2 separate regions of the Homo sapiens genome follow, and region 1 is linked to region 2. Evidence: chromatin contacts called from ENCODE Hi-C or POLR2A ChIA-PET data. All regions are on one chromosome and are shown on one strand. The core of a region is the stretch at or near the end of the contact, and the rest is flanking DNA. Distances in the headings are between cores, read along the strand shown. Region 1 overlaps USP42 (ubiquitin specific peptidase 42). Region 2 overlaps EIF2AK1 (eukaryotic translation initiation factor 2 alpha kinase 1).

What was found. A loop is a pair of places that touch in the nucleus more often than their neighbours do. ChIA-PET counts read pairs that join two places held with the same protein, here RNA polymerase II (POLR2A). Pooled maps may share reads with other maps.
Region 1: a loop to region 2 is called in a pooled map, with 2.1 times the contacts of the local background. The contact joins two enhancer-like sites. A Hi-C loop is called at or near these places in 1 of 50 pooled maps. POLR2A ChIA-PET finds 5 or more read pairs at or near these places in 4 of 52 experiments (H1, PC-9, WTC11 and 1 more).

Annotation. Positions count from the first base shown.
Region 1 is chr7:6,157,066-6,163,979 of GRCh38, forward strand. USP42 (ubiquitin specific peptidase 42) reads left to right here. Exons shown (of 18, transcript NM_032172.3): 17 at 2,385-2,428; 18 at 3,490-4,499. The coding sequence ends at 2,392. It overlaps CYTH3 (cytohesin 3), which reads right to left. Exons shown (of 13, transcript NM_004227.4): 13 at 4,714-6,914. Among named protein-coding and RNA genes, the nearest start is that of USP42, 56 kb to the left of the region's middle. Within about 2 kb of position 5,331, at least 14 of the 41 ENCODE cell types and tissues checked have a DNase peak (open chromatin) inside an H3K27ac peak, as active enhancers do.
Region 2 is chr7:6,021,700-6,028,797 of GRCh38, forward strand. It overlaps EIF2AK1 (eukaryotic translation initiation factor 2 alpha kinase 1), which reads right to left. Exons shown (of 15, transcript NM_014413.4): 13 at 6,916-6,998; 14 at 5,029-5,262; 15 at 548-3,102. The coding sequence ends at 2,974. It overlaps AIMP2 (aminoacyl tRNA synthetase complex interacting multifunctional protein 2), which reads left to right. Exons shown (of 4, transcript NM_006303.4): 4 at 1,604-2,135. The coding sequence ends at 1,992. Among named protein-coding and RNA genes, the nearest start is that of ANKRD61, 6.1 kb to the right of the region's middle. RefSeq lists enhancers at 4,605-5,105, 4,968-5,017. Within about 2 kb of position 4,497, at least 23 of the 41 ENCODE cell types and tissues checked have a DNase peak (open chromatin) inside an H3K27ac peak, as active enhancers do.

The sequences.
Region 1 (6,914 bases), core at 4,081-6,580, 140 kb after region 2:
ATACTTGGAATTAGGAAGATAGAAACTATTTCTTAATACATTTTCTTTGCAAAGGTGATTAACATGTAGAAAGAAAACCTCAGGTGGCATCAAAGGGCACAGTTACTCAGAGCACCCCTGCCCTGCCTGGTCTGGCCTCAGTGCTCATCCCTGCAGTGTGGTTCCGTTGCACAGTTAAGCCCTTAGCGTTTATTGAAGGCCTAAGTGACACAGGACTGAGGGCAGCACTACCTGTGTCACCAAAGCCCTGGAACGTACAGCTCTAGGCATCTGACTTTGCCTTGCAAAGGACCAGAACTCTTGGTTTGGTTTGGTTTTATTTTATTTTATTTTATTTATTTTATTTTTTGAGACGGAGTCTTGCTCTATTGCCCAGGCTGGAGTGCAGTGGCGGCGATCTCAGCTCACTGCAACCTCTGCCTCCCAGGTTCATGCTGTTCTCCTGCCTCAGCCTCCTGAGTAGCCGGGACTACAGGCGCCCGCCACCACGCCCGGCTAAATTTTGTGTTTTTAGTAGAGACGGTGTTTCACCGTGTTAGCCAGGATGGTCTCGAGAACTCTTGGTTTTAAAGCATTTTTGATAGAAATACTTTTGCAGCGTATACGTTACTCTCCCGAATCCTTAAACCTGTAGCATTCTGAGTGCACCCTGATGCTCGGTACTGATTTGCTCGCTTGGTTCCTTAGAAGCGTGGGCACCAGCCTCTGCTTGAGTGACACTGCAGAGGCCTCCATGTGGCAGAGCGCTGGCTGCCCCTGCCAGGTGTCCTGGATTCTCTTCTGCCCTGTGGGGCTGTGTCTCCGTCCTGTGGCCACACGCTGTGCTCTTACTGCACTTGAGGCAGCCCCCCACTTCCTCTCCCGTTGGTGTCCGGTGACCGCTCACCCTCGAGAGGAGCTGTGAGCCTGTTAGAAGCGGATGTCACTCGAGTCAGTGGACCTAGAGCGGAGGCTGGCAAACTGCAGCCCTGGGGCCAACTTCGGCCAGTCACCAGACTTTGTATGAACTTGGAGTTAAGAATGGTTTTAACCTTTTTAAGTGGTTGGAAATAATCCCAAAGAACAATGCGTTTCACATGAAAATGATGTGAAATTCAGACCTCAGTGTCTGTGGCTTGATTGGGGCGCAGCCAGGTGCGTTCCCACGCTGTCTGGCGGCTTCGCTGTCACTGCCTGGCAGAGGTGAGTGGCTGCGGCAGGGCAGGGACCGTGTGGCTCGCAAAGCGGAAAATGTTTATTATTGCCCCTTGACAGAAAGGGTTTGTCACCCCTGCCTGGACGCCCATTGTTTGTGTTCACGTGTGAAGCGCATCCCCTCCTCCCAGGGGCTTTTGACGAATCTTCAGGGCTGCCCTGAGGCCTTTTGCTTCTCGGCTGAGTTGTGGGTTAGGTGGAGCTGTGTGTTCTGGGGAAGGCCTGTCCCTCCCAGCAGCCCAGAGCCAGCATGCATTGTTGATTGAGGGGTAAACGGTCCTTAGAGTGTGTGAGAGAGAGCTGGGGGTTGCGGGGTGAGCCCCATGGGGGACATTTGCCCATGGAGTGCTGGGGAAACAGCCGGAGATGAGGACAGGCACCAGCACTGCCGGTGAGGACGGGTTGCCTGCGGGCCTTGTAGACGTTCTGGACATTTCAGAATTGGTTTTGCGTTCCCATTTCAGCGAATCGGGGAAGGAGATTCGTGAGGGCTGCTTGGTACCCGAGGATCCGAGGATGCAGTGGATGGGCTCATTCTGAGTGTGGTGCAGGCTCCCAGGATCATGGGCTTCCAGCTGGGGCTACTGGGAGACAGTGATGGCCCCCGAGGCAGCTGGTCCAGCGGGAGGGAGGTTGAACGTGATCTTGTTTGCCTCGTGTCTCGGGTGCTGTGGTCAGGCGTTGTCTGTGTGGTGGCCCTGTGTTTCCGTCCCCGTCCCACTGCACCGATGACAGGGTTTGCAGCTGGCGCTTCTGCTGCGAGCAGACTGAGGAGCCTTTCTTGTCCTTCTGAGAAGGCCGCTGCCCGGCCCCGCCTCACCCAGCGTCCTGTGGTCCTGCGGGTCCCCCTCTACCCTGGACTTCGGCCCCTTGTCTTTCTCTTTCAAACTCCTCCTCTGGCTCTGTTCCGCCCAGTTCAGTTCTTGGGCCTGATATCTGTTCTAACATCAGGCTGCGTGTGGGTTGGATGGAGCCCTCAGTCATCACGTAAACCCTTTGACATCAGTAAAACCCTGGGAGCAGCCGCTGAGCGCTGGGACATCCCTGCTCACCTCACTGGGGAGTGGCCTCAGGCGCTCACAGGGAACCGCAGTGACTCTGACCATAGCCACTTAACGCACACACACAGCAGAGGCCCTGGCGATTTTGCAACCATCATTAAAATCTCTTTCCTGACCTTTGCTTTCTAGGTGATTGAAAACTCAGCCTCAAAACAAAAAATTCACTAGTTATGGTAAGCTGTTTTCCTGTCTGTTTCCTCATTGTTTGTGGTGGCGCTGAGGGGACGCAGGCAGAGGAGTTTTAATTCTGCGGCTCTGCCTGGGGGCTGGGCTCATAGGAGTTGGCAGAGCCATGGAGAGGCCCCGGCAGGTTCCCAGCCAGCCCAGACCCAGGCCACGCGCTTGGGGACAGACCTAGACCCTCCACCTCATCACGTTTGCATTACTGGCTGGGGAAGACCCGCATCCTTCACGCAGGCAGAGTCGCCCTGTTCCCTTGTGCCTCACTTGGGAAAAGCCAACCCGGCTCACAGCGGCAGAGCCCACGGGCCTTTGATAAACATCTGGGAAGGGAGAGGCCCGGTCCCCAGCACAGGCACCTCACTCAGGAGAGCGGAGCCTTGCTCCCTCGTCCGTCCCGTCCCCTGTGCTGCTGTCTGCGCCCCGAGGTGGCACTGAGCTGGAGCCAGCACCCCCCCAGCAGCCACCGTACAAAACCATAGGAAGGTGGCCCAGGGCCGGGCGGCAGATCAGGACCTCGGAGCTGTGGGGCTTTGTTGGATCACTTCACACAGCGGTCCTGGGAGAGTCACTGGTTTTATACCTGACCCTTGTGGAGCTAGAGGGGACAGTGAACCATTTTTCCCTTGAAAGGAAACTTTGTCCAAATGTGTCTGTCACATGTAGTCAGCAAGAGGAATTTAAAATGAATTGCCAAGTGAAGAGTCTGTGGATTAATTGGCCGTTAATTAACAGGCTTTATCAATGTGTCCTCAAGGGAGAGGCCCAACCCTAATTAAGGAGCTAAACTTCCTGAGTGAGGGGCTGTGAGGATGGAGGTGGAGGAGGCATCTGGGGCGGGTGGTGGCCGGGCCCAGCAGATGGCGCCTCCCTGGCTGAGCTGCCCGCACCGCCAGTTCCCTCATTTCCACTCAGGAAGGCAGAGAAGGCAGAGTGATCTCCTCAAGGAAGAGCTTCCCCAGCCTTCGGGAGCAGCTGGCAGGGCGTCCGGGAATAAGCCCTACACGCCGCCGCCTGCCTCCAACTCACTAACCCTGCGCCTCTTGTCTTTCAGATTCAACGCGTTCAACAGAAGCCATCCCCAGCCCAGCTTAAATTATAAAGATAGACAATAACTCTGTTCCAATCTGCGTGGTGCTTCTTTAGTAAATACTGTACAGATTTTACCATGGAGAACTTTTTTTTTAGTTTTTACCTTTTCTTAATTACCCTTATTCCGAATGGACGAACACTTTCTACCACTGCTGACCATTGTAAAATACCGTGTATATAAATCCCATTGAAATAATGCCCTGGAATAGAACATCTCAAATGCTGCTTAATTACAGACTCAGGTCGATTACTTGTATTTCATGTAATGTTCCTCCAAGTTAGACATCTGGTGCAAGACCAACCGGGAGACCATGGAATTGTCAAAAGTACAAACTGACAGTGTGTATATTTAATTTAAAGACTTATTTAAAAACTCACAAGCTCTCACCTAGACTTTGGAGAGCAGTCTGTTTTCTGTAATGTCTGATACTAGAAACTAATTTGCTTATTTTAGTTGTATTCAAGATTTGAAGATGTATTTTATAGACAAGTTCTGTTTTTGAACTTTGTGGAACTGTTCCAATCAATCAATTTCCCAGTTATGATGAGTATTTACATTATGAATGTATAACCCAGACATGATTTGTAAAGCCGACAGTATGTTTCTATTACACAACACTTTTTGATACAGCGTCTCTTGTCTTCACTGATACTGGAGTCTCCGTTGTCTGCTTGGTCCCTTCGAGTTTCTAGTTACAGACACAATCATACTGTGATTTTATTTTTAATATGGATATGCTATCAAACTGTGATACACTTATAATTCACTGGTCCTGCATCAGGAGATGGAGTGGGGAAAACTGTATTTAATACAGTTTGTATCTGAATAATCTGTATGGTTTATACAGTTTGTGTTGTTCAGAGATGTTTAAAGTTTGATCTTTGTTTTTCTAAAGATTAAAAAAGCACTTGCCCCACTGTAAATATACAGCATGTAAAATTTCTATAGTATATAAATGGCAGCAAATCACACACTTGGCGTCTTTTTACTGTTGTTTTCCCCATTTGCTTCCAGACTCCTTCCTGTCATCATCTGAATTCACTTTCTTAAAACCTTCAAGTAAGTGCTCCTGCCGAAGTCGGCACCTTCGGCCAGGCCATCCCACCTCGGACGGGCAAAGGAAAATTGGAGGGGTGTTTGCTGGACCCAACAATATCTGTTTTAAAGAACCAAGTCTTAGGCTTGTTTTAACAATACATGTGATTTTTATTTAGTGAACACAGTATCTGCAAGAGCTCTGACAGCCATCCACCCTCCAATCTTACTTCACTTTACAACCAAGTATCAATAGAGGCTGTTCCTTCATGCGAGCTGTGGGAGTATATACATCATTGAATAACAGACACTCCAGAAATCAACAGATGTACATTATTTACATATTACTATATTTACCGCAAATAGAAATATTTTCTAAGAAAAAAAGTCAATTTGTGGTTTCTGGTCTACCACAGACCTAACTTCTCAGCAAAGCATATCTATGTAGATATCTGCGTTTGTAACTTTAAAAATAGGCATTGCTTTCTATGAAGCACTAAGTGCTGCTCCATCTATAAATAGCTCCTATTTTCAGTTTGGTACCACATTAAACTGCCCCAAAATGTTCTGTGACCCCAAAGACACAAAGTTGCTGCTTATCTGGGTCCAGGGTCAGTACAATTAAACTCAAATATGAACCAGGGCGGCCAGCAAGACAGGCTGGAAGGGCTGTGGCAGTCGCCGCCGCCTCCCCGCGGGGCTCCCCTCACTGCCTCCTGGCCTCTGTCTCTGGAAAAAAGTATCTTTGGCCAGAGTTGGGACTAACAATTCAAGCCCTGCGCTCAGACGTCAGGGTGGGGAGGAGGAGGACTGTGATTGTGACGCGGCCTGCCCAGGGTGAGGGACAAAAAACAGATGTGTCCTGTTTCAGGGCCGTCCTGGTAGCGGCTGGCCCTGCGCAGTCACTGACCCAGAGTTTTCTGGACCAGGCCTGCCTCAAGGATCAGCAGGCATGATGGTCGCACAGCCTTCATGCTAATACTGTCCTAACACAGCCTGGAGCTAGGCGATTTCCTTTGACCACAAAGTACCTGGAGTCTAACTCAGCACCACAGCCTCTGCATGGCTCCCAGGTGCCCACCACCTGGCGAAGCTCATTCACAGATGACAGCAAAGGGGGAGCTTGATCATCTGGCGACTCCTTCCTGCTGCTTCTCCCAACACCCAAAACAGAAAGCTCTGCATCCCCAGGTCACACCTGGGTTGGTCAGAAGAAGGAAACAGCTTGTCCGAGCACAACATGCTGACAGAGCTGGCTGTGGCCAGTCTTGGGTGCCGGGCCAGCCTGAGGGGTGGGCACCGCCGGAGCCGGCCGTCAGTGTGTGGTCTGGGTGGGGGTCCAGGCAGCATTTATTTTCATGGAAGACTGGAGGCCAGAGTTGCATATCTACCAGTCAGGCATTTCAAGAACGCTGACTTGCCTTTCTCAGAACTAAAACTTCCGATTTGAGGTATCAGTAACAAAGCCTAAGAACGTGGGAATGAAAGTCTGATGCAGGACAGGGGTTTCTGGCCTCGGACCCCTCTGCAGTCTAGTGTGACTTAAAGCTACATCAAGGTCAGCCGCAGGGAGGCGAAGGGCCCGCAGCCGCTCGGCCTCCACTTCAAGGCAACTCAAAGAACAGTCTCCGCTGCTGAGAAGGAAACCTAGGTGCACAAAGTCTGAGGTTTTGTCTCTGGACTGGGCATTTTGCACAGGAGTACAGATGCCCTCCAGAGGGTGCAGATTCAAGGTGTGTGTGCCTATGCAGGTGGGGCAGGAAGAGGAAGTCCATAGAGGAAAAGCCAGCCACCAACCCAACAGCCCACTGTGTAACAGGGTCCTGGGGACGCAAATCTCCCGACAGAGAACAGCGTCTGCCACCGGCCCGGGTCGGCCCAAGCACACAATGCCCCCGGTCCAGCCCTGAGCCCTCTCTGTAGGTGGGGCCCAGATCCAGCCTTCCTTGAGCGGAGCACTGGGCACCTCCTATCCTTACATCCACAGCAACCTGACAACCTCCCAGGCGGGCGTGGAGTTTGACCAGTTCCACCACCGGCGTCTATCTGGGTTCTCTACGTGCCGGGCCTCTGCACCCCAGGGCCTGTTCTTCCCTCCTCGTAGGGAGGGCACCTCTCTCAGGACACGGCGCACTACATGGGGTGAGACTGTTTTTAGTTAATTCTGTGTCTATTCATTAAGAAATCTGGTCAAATTAGAAAGTCTGTAAAATAAGCGTTCATTTTGCCACAGGTTTTAAATAGCGATGAATATGGTCAAAAGCCGGTCTAACCTGCTGACCTGTATGAAACGCTGCCATGTGTGTGCATCTAAACAAAACATCAGCAGTTTCACGTGGCTCAGCGTATGG
Region 2 (7,098 bases), core at 3,247-5,746:
AGAAGCCGGGCTGGAAAACAGATTTCCATTAGACAGTCTGGGAGAAGGCTTCTGATTATTCAAGGCTGCTTTTGACTTCTTTTACGACCTGGAGTCTTCTATGATATAAGCACTGAAACTAAAGCAAGCAGTGGAAGGGTTGATGCTGCACACAACTATTTTTAGAGAAATCAAAAGGCAAAAAGTCAGACAAATTATGATGTATTTCCCTAAAGTTACACCGTGCTTGCCTCTCGTCCTTTCCTGCCTCCCTTTCTACCTCCTCCACCTCTTCCACCCAAGACAGCAAGACCAACCCCTCTTCCTCAGCGACATGAGGACAGTGGGATGAAGACCTTCATGATGATCCACTTCAACTTAATGAATAGTAAATTCATTATCATTTTCTTTTAAAGAGGCAGGGTCTTGCTTTGTCTCCCAGGCTGGAGTGCAGTGGTGCGATCATAGCTCACCACAGCCTCAACCTTCTGGGCTCAAGTGATCCTCCCACCTCAGCCTCCCAAGCAGCAGGGACTACAGGTGTGAGCCACCATGCCCAGCATCCTTATTATTTTCTTAACATTTTCTCAAGTTTATTGTAAGAATATAGCATATAATATACAGACCATACAAAACGTGTTAATCAACTGTGATGGGTAAGGCTTCCCATGAATAGTAGGCTATTAGTGCTTAAGTTTTGAAGGAGTCAGAAGTTTTATGTGGATTTTCGACTGCACAGCAGTCGGGGGTCAGTGTCCCTAACCCCCCCACTGTTCAAGGGTTAGCTGTACTATATGATGAGATGTGCAACATGGTTTTGATAAGAGGCAGCAAGGGTTTAGGACATTCTGTGGCATACTGGCCACATAGCGATTTGCATCAGGTCAGATATTCTAAGTCTAGAAAGCCTGTGGGATAGTTCTAGAGGAGGAGCAGAGATGAAGCAACGCAAAGATGCCCTTGTTCGTCTGCAAAATTTAGGGTCTCTGAGTGAGACACAGCTCAAGGGGGGGACTGTGAGCATTTGGGGAAGGGGGTTCTGTCCAACCAGGCAAAGCGGGGAGTCATGGCTATCACAGCCATCTTGCCCTCACATTCAAGAACTTACCATCATAGGGACACTGAAGTTATCTTCTCATATGGCCATATAAAGATAGGATGTTATGTATTGACTATCCCACAGATGTATGCCTCTTCTGGTTTATGTTGATATGGAGATAAGCGAGTTCATGTCATTCATATCTTAATTGCCCTCAGTCTCACAGAAGGCGATTATGAGGCCAAGAGCCTGGGAGATGCAGCTCCTGGGTTTCCAGCCCTCAGCCCCCAAAACCTTAGGCAGCAGGGATTGGAGCAGGTGGTCTGAGGTCCCTTCTAGCTTCAGAAGTGTCATAATCAAATACCAGGAATGACTCTTTGGTTACTTTTTTAACATAGTTTGCACTTAAACCCTTTTCAGTAGTAAGCATCTTAGAGACAGACTGAAAATGTGATGTTCTTCTTGAAAACACCCTTTCCCATGTCATCAGTCTGTGGTGTTTGGTGACTGTCCCCTTCCCCACTGTGCGAGTACTTCCCTCAGGGCTGCTCTGGTGATGCTACCTGGCGTGTTTTTTCTTTTCAGTGCCGAAGACGCAGATGAAATTCAGCATCCAGACGATGTGCCCCATCGAAGGCGAAGGGAACATTGCACGTTTCTTGTTCTCTCTGTTTGGCCAGAAGCATAATGCTGTCAACGCAACCCTTATAGATAGCTGGGTAGATATTGCGATTTTTCAGTTAAAAGAGGGAAGCAGTAAAGAAAAAGCCGCTGTTTTCCGCTCCATGAACTCTGCTCTTGGGAAGAGCCCTTGGCTCGCTGGGAATGAACTCACCGTAGCAGACGTGGTGCTGTGGTCTGTACTCCAGCAGATCGGAGGCTGCAGTGTGACAGTGCCAGCCAATGTGCAGAGGTGGATGAGGTCTTGTGAAAACCTGGCTCCTTTTAACACGGCCCTCAAGCTCCTTAAGTGAATTGCCGTAACTGATTTTAAAGGGTTTAGATTTTAAGAATGGTGCTCTTTCATGCCTATTATCAGTAAGGGGACTTGTATTAGAGTCAGAGTCTTTTTATTTAGGCCAGTTGTCAAGTGTCAATAAAAGCATCATGTAATTTATGGTTTTCATTTTATTTAAAATTCAGCAAAATCATACGCCATCTACCGTGATGACTGCCAACTCCATGGCAGACCCTTTCTGGGATTCAAAAACCAATTCATCAGATCGCTGCCTCTGAGGGATGTACAGATTGGCTGGGGAGCTGAGTGCTACAATAAAGGAGGAAGTACCGGGGAACAGTGCAGGGCAAAGGCAGGAAAGAGATCTGAGCTGCCTGGAGATCATCTGGGGTGCGGAGTACAAAGCTTTGCAAGGGTGTGGTTTTGGAATGACGCTAAACTGAAGGTGGAGAGAACAGATAAAAAGGTTGGAAGTTGCACACTGTACACTGTTAAGAAGTTGAGCTTTTATCTTAGAGGCAGCAGAAGGTTTGGAGCCAAGGAATGAAATGATGAGGCGTCCTTCAGGTAATGAACTTCAGCTGCAGTGTGAAAGGGGCAGGAAGACTGGCAGCTGTCAAAACTGGAACAGTCCAGTGAGTATGTGCAGGCCCGGGCTTGGGCAGTGACGAGGGCAGGGAGCACACATCAATTTCTGCGGTACCTTCTAGAGGAAGACCAGACAGAGGGTCAACAGAGTTGAAAGGAGAAAATAATTGAGGATGAGGTCCAAGTTTTTAGTTTCAGAGACTAGGCATATGGTTAATATTTAGGTAGGAAATTCAGGAAAAGGAGCTTGTGGGGCAGGAAGGGAAGGAACGGCAGCTTGGGGCACTCTGACATCTTTAACAAGTCTTGTAAAGGCTTACTAAATACAACGAAGCATTGTACCAACTATACCCTAATAAAGATTAAAAATTTACATTCCAGTTAACTACCTTAAAAGTTAAGTCCACTTTCATCCCACGCCCCCATCCTTTCCGTCATCCCTCACCCCTTTGTCTTGAGAAAGGAGGTTTAGCTGCTTCTTTAGTTCTGCAATTTCTTTTTCTTGCTCTATTATCTTCATCTGTAGGGTGAGGTTAACCTGTAAGGAGAAAATATTTTAAACTCCATTAAAATAACTTTTTTTTTTTTTTTTTGAGACAGAGTCTCGCTCTGTCGCCCAGGCTGGAGTACAGTGGCATGATCTTGGCTCACTGCAACCTGTGCCTCCCCAGTTCAAGCTATTCTCGTGCCTCAGCCACCCAAGTAGCTGGGATTACAGGCGCTCTCATACAAGCCCAGCTAGTTTCTGTATTTTTAGTAGAGATGAGGTTTCGCCATGTTGGCCAGGCCGGTCTCAAACTCCTTACCTCAAGTGACCCACCCGCCTCGACCTCCCAAAGTGCTGGAATTACAGGTGTGAGCCACCACACCCAGCCAAGGTTTCATTTTATACAAAAAACTTTTGCAAGATAGTAGAAATCCTTACCATAAATACTAAATAACTATGGTCTCTAATAGCTATCTTAACTGAGCATCAGAAAATCCCCTTCATATATGAAGATAAATGTTTATACTTGGTTTCAAGAACCACATCTGTGGCTGGGCATGGTAGCTCACACCGGCTAATTTTTGTATTTTTAGTAGAGATGGGGTTTTACCATGTTGGTCAGGCTGGTCTTGAACTCCTGACCTCATGATCCGCCTGCCTCAGCCTCCCAAAGTGCTGGGATTACAGGCGTGAGCCACCACGCCCAATGCTTGTAACTCTTAGAGTAGACAGGCGGTGGGGAGTCAACCTGCTTACGTGGACAATGAATATAAGCATGCTACTGGTATTCAACCTAGTGCTTGATACAGTCAGGGAACTCTGAGAATGGGTTTAAATATTTTGTTTGCACAAATATGAGTCTAAGCTCGACTATTCACTGAAACAGGGTTCACTATTTATATTGAGACGGAGTCTCGCTCTTTCGCCGAGGCTGGAGTACAGTGGTGTGATCTCAGCTCACTGCAACCTCCGCCTCCCAGTTCAAGTGACTGTCCTGCCTCAGCCTCCCAAGGAGGTGGGATTACAGGTGTGCACCACCACGCCCGGCTAATTTTTGTACTTTTAGTAGATGGGGTTTCACCATGTTGGCCGGGCTGGTCTTGAACTCCTAACATCAGGCAATCCTCCCACCTCTGCCTCCCAAAATCCCATGCCTGGGATTACAGGCATGAGCCACCCCGCCTGGCCAGGATTCACAATTTGAACAAATTCTATTTTAAGCTTCATATTTTCCTCAGCATTTAAAAAAAAAACATGTACAGAGACCATGTCCAGGGCAGCAGCTGCAGCCGGACCCCCACGCCAGGCCACCCCTGCCTCTCCCCGGTGGTCCAATGACTGTGTACTGCGCAGGGAATGCAGCAACCCCATCGGGCACACTCTTCAGCACTACCCGGGGAGGTACCAGGATCATGTACAACTGGAAATTCCCAATAGAGTGCTGAACTCACCAGTGACCAAAACACCCTCGAGGGACCCGCCCACCACTTCCGGGGTCACCAGCCCTGCCAGTGATGAGCCCCCGGCAGACATACAGACAGCCCAGAACAGCAGGCAGGTGGTGAAGGGTCAGAGTTTGACCTGGACATCTAAAGGCCTAGCCATGAGAAGGTGCAAACCCTGCGGGCCCCTCCGGCCTTTCCGGGAAGGAGTCTCACCCACCAGGCCCCAGGAAGTTTCCTACCGGCCTTCGCTGTGGGGTTGGCCCCCAGCCCTCCGCTCCTCTTTGTGAACACCAGCAGATACCTCCTGTGCCTGCTGAGGCCACAGCTGCTACCCCAAGGGGAGTGAGTCCTGCCAGCACACCCTGCAGCTGAGTGCCAGGAAGTGGACGAGAACAAACAGGCCCCGCCTCCAGAACCATCATCTGGCTCTTCCAGCCCCAGCCTCCGGGGGCACCACCCAACCGCTTCCTTCCCCAAGAGAGGCAATAAAAACCACCTTCACTCCAGGACCAAGAGAAAGAAAAGCACATACATTTCCAGAATTTTGGAAAAGTTCACTCTGCAGCAGCTGAATGGCAGATGGTCTCTGCGATGAGTTCCTTCTCGTTAAGTGCTGGATATACTTGGCTTGCACTGGACACCTTTTACGGAGGGATTCCGGCAACTGACCAGTTCTTAAACCTGTTAGAACTTCTGCTCGCTCCATTTCTGTTCCAAACGGCTGAAAGAGCTCTAGCAGGACCACACCCAAGCTGTACATATCTGACTGGAAAAAGAAAAAAAGGGGAACTCAGTAGTGAAATACAAAGTTAGAAGAACGTTTCCATTTCCGTGTTCCACCCTCCAAACAGGAGAGGGTTTCTAAGAATGAGGATATACGGTCACCCACAAGGAAGGGAACAGAGCAGGATAGCTCATCAGTGACAGGGACTTTCACAACCTCAAAAAGGGGCATCCGTGGGCACGCAGAATGGATGGTCAGGTGGAGGGCAGGGATAATCCCCACCCACAGCAGTCACGACCATACAACTGTCTTCAGCACCCCTTAACAATCCAGGCCTGACCCAGGCAATGATGTGAGCTCACGCCTGCTAGTGTCAGCTGCGGGGGAGCCACAGAAGGTCGCGGGTTCTCCTCCGGTCTCACCTCTGCCTCCACTCATTCTTACCAAGTGTCCTTGGTGACATTTAACAAACTGCATAAAATCTGTGATACTACTCCTAAAAACAGATTTTTTAGGAAGGTCTTCACTAAACAAGATTTTAGGGGCAGCCATCATTTTTTCTGACAGCTCTTTCCTAATCACTAAAAAGCTCAATGCGCCATCAAAAGGAAGAAAATTTTACTAGCCTGTTGTTTTGAAAAATGGATTTTAGCATTTCTTCCAGGAACAAGGGAGATTCAAACTTTACAGCATGTTCGTTCTATTTCAAGGGGAGTCAAGGGGCAGGCTTCCCCTTGGTGTTTATTTACCAAAGCTTGAAAAAAACCAATGAGAAGAAAGGCTGAAAACAGGCTTCCATGAATTCTAGCTTCCTGAGGTGAACAGTGATGTTTTAAAGGGAAAGCTCATTTCAAAATCGATTTAGGCCAGGCGCAGAGGTTCATGCCTTAATCCCAGCACTTTGGGAGGCCAAGGGAGGAGAATCATTTGAGGCCAGGAGTTTGAGACCAACCTGGACAAAGCAAGACCCATCTCTACAAATAATTTTTTTTATTAGCTGGGTGTGGTAGCACAACTCTTGAAGTCACAGTTACATGGGAGGCTGAGGTGGGAGGATCACTTGAGCCCAGGAGTTGGAGGCTGCCATGAGCTATGATGACACCACTGCAATCCAACCTGGGCAACAGAGCAAGACCCTGTCTCAAAAACAACAAATGAACAAACAAAAAAATTGTGACATCTGTGGATTTTGAAATGGTAAAGTAGGCAACACAGAGTCTACTGAAAAGTGAGGTTTCTTCTTAGGACAGTTTGATCCAGTTAATTATCTACAGTACTCAGTTATCTCCAAAAACATCTCTATGACAGAGCTTCTGCATTTCATTGTACTGTTTGTTTTTTTTTTTTTTGAGATGGAGTTTTGCTCTTGTCATCCAGGATGGAGTGCAATGGTGCAACCTCGGCTCACTGCAACCTCTGCCTCCCAGATTCAAATGATTCTCATGCCTCAGCCTCCAGAGTAGCTGGGACTACAGGCATGTGCCATCGCACCCAGATAATTTTTGTATTTTTAGTAGAGACCAGGTTTCACCATGTTGACCAGGCTGGTCTTGAACTCCTGACCTCCGGTGATCCACCCACCTCGGCCTCCCAAAGTGCTGGGATTACAGGCGTGAGCCACTGCACCCAACCCTGTATTGTTATTTAAGACTGCAGAATAAGTTGAATGAAAGGGCAGAAAGCAACAAATACTACCTTGGCATCATACTCAGATCCTTCCAACTGTTCGGGTGAAGCGTACAGACAAGTACCCACTCTGGACGTATGTGTTGGTGTTCCTATCATTTCAAAAGCCACATATTAAACATTGCAGTTAGCGCTGTCAACATTAAAGAACATTTACTATGAGGAAGCAGTGTAGCTCCTAAGAGAACAACA